Regions from separate parts of the Homo sapiens genome. Here region 1 is linked to region 2. A link is an interaction called in ENCODE POLR2A ChIA-PET data of the cell type or tissue named here. Cell type or tissue: GM12878. All regions are shown on one strand. Links, peaks and the distances in the headings refer to the core of each region. The heading gives the core; the rest is flanking DNA. Region 1 has its middle 130 kb from the start of MAP3K21. Region 2 overlaps KCNK1 (potassium two pore domain channel subfamily K member 1).

Evidence for each region. Peaks named below come from ENCODE experiments on the same cell type or tissue, not always from the same donor. Only the 100,000 strongest peaks of a DNase experiment are listed, where the experiment ranks them.
Region 1: POLR2A ChIA-PET joins it to region 2 with 18 read pairs; 3 of 35 experiments call an interaction of 5 or more read pairs at or near these places.

What each region holds. Positions count from the first base shown.
Region 1 is chr1:233,451,666-233,454,582 of GRCh38, forward strand. No RefSeq gene overlaps it. Among named protein-coding and RNA genes, the nearest start is that of MAP3K21, 130 kb to the left of the region's middle. In GM12878, for the core only: no CTCF peak of the experiment used is centred there; no DNase peak of the experiment used is centred there.
Region 2 is chr1:233,618,956-233,621,872 of GRCh38, forward strand. All of the region lies in intron 1 of KCNK1 (potassium two pore domain channel subfamily K member 1), which reads left to right. Among named protein-coding and RNA genes, the nearest start is that of MIR4427, 3.7 kb to the right of the region's middle. In GM12878, for the core only: no CTCF peak of the experiment used is centred there; a DNase peak (open chromatin) is centred at 1,336.

The sequences.
Region 1 (2,917 bases), core at 262-2,761, 170 kb before region 2:
AAGTATCCACACTAGGAACATTACGATGAAGTCTGAGACTAAGAGAGGAGTCCACAGAGAAAAATCAGGTGCAGCGGGAGGCTGAAGGTCAGGGGATGGAGGTGGGGTGCTCCTAGCAGACGAGGGGAATGGGTATAGAATGGGTTGAGGAGGAATGTGGGAAAATGAGATTGATTTAAAGTGAGGACTAAACTCTGATCTTTTATTTTTTCTCTTGCCCAAATTGCTATCTAAGTGGTCTGGGGAGTCATGCCCTACAAATCATAACATCTCTTTAGATGGGATTTTATTAACCCTATATAATGTGGCTTACTTTCCAAGCTGATTCTGGTATAGCATCACATGACTGCAGATCATAAGATAAATCAAAATATTTTACCCTCAAATATATTTCTTTGACATATTTTGAAATGACTGCTGCAAGGCCAGCAGACTGAGGTAGGGAAAATTATTATCTATCAATAATCTCCATTAATGCAGCCATCTTTCCCTTTTCTATGTCTTTCCCAGATCTAGGAGAGATTGAGAGTCTGACACTTTTAAAAGTCTGAAAAGAAACATGTACCATCAGTTCTCTCTGAGGGCCACCACCTATGAGGCTTCACCTACATAATAAGAACCTTGGCCCCCACAACCTCCTTACCTTAACTCAGGCATTCCTTTCTCCTAATTTCAAGCCTTTAAACAATAGCTTAACTCTTTCAACCAATTGTCAACTAAAGATTTCCTAAAACTCACCTATGCCTTGCAAACTTCTGCTTAGGTGTCCTGCCTTTTTCGACCAAACCAAAGTATGTCTTCCACATACTGATTTGTGGTTTTACCTGAAATTCCCATCTCCTTGTAATGTATAAAACCAGGTCATAACCTGACCACTTTGGGGACACTTTCTCAGAACTTCTTGAGATTGTGTAGTCCAGGCCTCTGTCACTCATACTGGCTTAGAATAAACCTCTTTAAATACATTTTGGCAGAATTTGTTTTTTCCATCATCAAAAGTAGAGGAGGTATAAGCAGACAGGGAGGATCTCCAGCAATTATAGAAATTTAATCGATTTGAGCAATCAGCCTGTTTTACAGCTTCCTGCCCTGCAGTCTGTTTCTTCCTAAGTCCAGTGTGGAATGCAGTCACCTACTTGGTGAAAACCAGCTCCTGACAGATTCCAGCAATTTACAGACAAACCTAAGTGAAGTTTCCTCATTACCATGCTAAAGTCTCCACTCCAGGGAGGAGCTATAGCTTCATTATCATAACATGCAACATATGTGATGGCTCAATGACTCACTGTGGCTGTGCCACTGGGACACCTCCTCCACATGCAATGACACACCCTCCCCCCTCTCCATCTCCCCATAAGACCCTCCTGTCACTTTCCTTCCTGGAGACACTGGCTTGGAGCATACCCCAGCATCCTCCTGTGAACGAAAAATAAAATTCTAAGCTCCCACAACCAACTGGATGGACCCCTCTTGGCCAAGGGTATTCCAAAGTTAACCTGAAACACCAGTTGAGGCTGTGATGGGGATGGGTGATTGGACTTGCCTCATTATACTCTCCTCTCTTTGGAATTTAGGTACAAATGACCAGCATTAACATTAAAACAGAGACTTTAAAAAGGAGACTCTGTAGCAATTAGAAACCAACATGAAAAATAACAGTCCCTGAAAGAAATCAAAGCATTTTACCCCAAAATATATTTTTTGATATACTTTGAAATGTCCCTGCAAAGATGTCTTTTGTGGGGAAAAATCTACATTCTGTAAAGAATCCCCTTCCCTTTCCAGGTCTTTTTCCTGATCCAGAAGCAAATTAAGAGTCTGGTACCTTTTTAAGTCTGATAACAAGCATTTACAATCTATTCTTTCTGAGGCCTGCTACCTGGAAGCTTCATCTGCAAAATAAGAACTTTGGTCTCCACAACCCCTTATCTTAATCCAGACACTCCCTTCTATTGATTCCAGGTCTTTTGACACACTCTTTCAACCAATTGTCCATCAGAAAATCTTTGAGTCCACCTATGACCTGAAAGCCTCTGCTTAGAGTTGTTCCACCTTTCCTGACCAAACCAGGTCTTGATTGATATCTTATGTCTCCCTAAAATCAAGCTGCAGCCAGACCACCTTGGGTACATGTTCTGAGGACCTCCCGAGGCTGTGTCATGGGTGTGTCCCCAACCTTGGCAAAATAAACTTCCAAATTGATTGAGACCTGTCTCAGACACTTTTTGGTTTATACTCCTTACTTGTACCAAGTAATAATTATCCTATGGGGCCAGGTGCAGTGGCTCATGCCTGTTATCCCAGCACTTTTGGAGGCCAAGGTGAAAGAATCACTTGAGCCTAGGAGGTCAAGGCTTCAGTGAACTAGTTTGCACCACTGCACTCTAACCTGGGTGACAGAATTAGACCTCCTTTCAAACAAACAAACAAACAATTGATTTAAAAAAACCCTGCATTCTCTTAAGGAGGCATTTGTTACTTGCCAGGCAAATGAACCCCGGTTTTTTTTTTGGGTAACAGAGGGAGTCAATCAAGAGGCTACCAAGCAATGAAGCAGGTTAGGGCTTGGATTGATGGCCAGACAGAATGCAAAGGTTTTGCTTTCCTATTCAACCAGCCTTAGGAGGGGTCTGGAGTCACTGGCTCACTGGCAATCTGGCATTTTGAGGCCTGGGGGAGTTCTGAACTGGGGCAGGCATTGACGATACAGGCCACCTGGTCACAGCGCACCTGAGTGGTGGAAACACGGGGGAAGCCGAGTATCTTTGAGGGAAAGTCAGACATAGAGTGGGTGGCTCAGGACCTGCAGATCCTTACTGAATCCTGACTGATAATTAAAAATGATCATAAATTCTTTGCCATTCCTCCTATGTACAGATGGAACCTCTTGGTCCACCTGTCCATCTGGGCTGGCCCT
Region 2 (2,917 bases), core at 152-2,651:
AGTACCTTTTGCTGCTTTGTAAATGTGGGATCCATGTGACAGCTCAGTTCCTGTTCCTTTTTGTTTATTTTTATTTTTTGGAGATAGGGTCTCGCTCTCTCACTCAGTCTGGAGTGCAGTGACACTATCGTGGGTCACTTCAGCCTCTAACTCCTGGGCTTAGTTGATCCTCCCACTTCAGCCTCCTGAGGAGCTGGGACTACAGGCGCACACCACCGCACCTGGCCAATTTTTTTTTCATTTTTCTTTGGAGAGCGTGGTCTTGCTTTGTTGCCTGGGTTGGTCTCAAACTTGTTGCCTTAAGCTGTCTCCCACCTCAGCCTCTCAAAGTGCTGGGATTACAGGCATGAGCCACCATGCCTGGCCCCTGTTCCTGCCATTGGTAACCCTGGTGCCTTTAGCCAGGATGCTGCTTTATCCCTATTTATGAAGAGATGCATTGAAACTCTAGTTAAAGTGTTCAGTAAGTGAACTTAATTGGGCTTGGTGTACAGTGGCTTTTGATTAAGGCAGGTAGGGAGCTGCTACAACATAGGTAGTTTTCAAATAAAGAAGATGGGAAGAGGCAGTGGGGGATGCTGGACTGATCCTTAGTTGTCAAATTATTTTCAGTAGTACAAATGTGTTGTTACCATCAACAAATACTTGTTGCGCTTTTAGAATAGAGTGAAGTGGGCCAGACACGGTGGCTTATGCCTGTAATCCCAGCACTTTGGGAAGCCGAGGCAGGTGGATCACGCAGTCAGGAGTTCAAGACCAGCCTGGCCAACACGGTGAAACCCCATCTGTACTAAAAATACCAAAATTAGCCAGGCGTGGTGGTGCACACCTGTAATCCCAGCTACTCGGGAGGCTAAGGCAGGAGAATTGCTTGAACCTGGGAGGTGGAGATTGCAGTGAGCCAAGATCACGCCACTGCACACCAACCTGGGCAGCAGAGCGAGACTCCTCCGTCTAAGCGAGGGGGGCGGGGGGGCGGGGGGGCAGGGGGGTGAAGAGTAGAACGAAGTGGGCGAACTAGGGCCCCTGGACCTAATCTAGCCCACCACCTGTTTTTGTACTGCCTGAGCTAAGAATGGCTTTATATTTTCAAATGGTTGGGACAAAAAAAAAGAAAAAGAAAAAGAATGTTTTCTGACACAGTCAAGTTTTATGAAAATCAAATTTCATTGTCCATAAACACAGTTTTATTGGTGTGCAGCCACACCTGTTTGCTTCTGTATCATTTATGACTGCTTAGCGGCTAAGGTGGCAGAGTTGAATAGTTGAACAGAAACCATGTGGCCACAAAACCTAAAATATTTACTGTCTCACAAAAAAAGTTTGCTGACATCTGCTTCAGAATGATACTTGAAAGGTACGCTAAGAGTATTCTGAATATTTCACTTTCTTCTGGGAAACTTTGTGTAAGAAAGTTCAGCTTCTCAGACTTCTTTGTGCTGTTGTTCTAAGTGGTATGCAACATTGAATAAATTATGTATCACCACCAACCACTTTCAAAACAAATGTTTATTTCAGATGCCACTTACTTGTGATCCAATTTGTGTCACTGCTTTTTTTTTCCTTTAATGATGACAGTCTACACTTCACATTGTGATTATCTTATCTAAAATGTGCAATAAATACTAAATTATATCTACTATAGAATTTACATAAAATTAAACAAGCAAACTCTGTATTAGCCAGAAGAGAGATCCAAAATCCCATATTCTGATGTTTGTGCTCTGTATTCACAGGTCTTGATTTTGAGCCTTTACATTTAATTCTAGAAGTTTTAATTATCTGGTTTTCAAGCCTATAATATAAGAAATTACAGAGGGAAAGGCACAGCTATGGGGAAATAGACATGGCAGGTTATAAAAAGATAAATAGTTAAAAAATTCCAAACTAAAATTTTATTTTAAAATAACATCTTTATTGAACCCTTTATATGTGCCAGGCAATGTTTACACATATTCATTTCCATGCATTGCAATAAACTGATGAGATATAGGTATCATTGTCTTCACTTTACAGAGGATGAAACGGAAATTAATAGGTTGAACAACTTCTCTACTTAGGTCCCAAAGCCGGAAGTGACATGGTCTTAATTTGAATGCAGTTATGTCTAAGAACCTGAGCTTTAATAGCATCTGGGCATCAGACCTTGTTATGGGCCAAATCGTCTCCCTCAAGTTCTTATGTCGAAGTTCTACCCTCAGTATTTCAAAATGTGACTGTATTTATAGATAACATCTTTAAGGAGGTGATTAAGATAAAATGAGGCCACAGTGAGAAGGTGGCCATCTGCAAGCCAAGAGAGGCCTCAGAAGAAATGAAGCTTGCAGACACATTGATCTTGAACTTGAAGCCTCCAGAACTTTGAGAAAATAAATTTCTGTTGTTTAAGCCACCCACTGGTGATATTTTGTTAAGGCAGCCCTAGCAAACTAATATAGAGGTACATGATAGTTTTTATTTAGTTGCACAAAACCCATACAAATAGTGGAGGACAAGAGACAGAATCTTTTAAGTCTTTAGTCTTGCAACGAACAATTTTATATACCTGAATGGGATGTCATTGTTTTAGAGCGCAATATAGTAATCCACGTCCTTGAATCATCAAGAAAAATATCTCAACATGTTTCTACTTAAGAAGGCAGGGAAGTGTATAATAAATTCTAGAAACATTTCCACCCAATAATGGTCAAAGAGAAGAGATTCTTAGTGTTTAAATCTGTGAACTCATACCTGTCTATAAAACATACCAGTTTTTAGTATTTTGAAGGTTTGGGGTTTTTTTTTAACTATAAATTTGTTATTATCTATGCCTATTTTATAGCCCCTGGAAGATACTGCTACTATTATCAATAACGTGGAAGAAATGATGTCTTTCCTTTTATGACATAACTGTGAGTCCTATCAAGGACAGAATCTT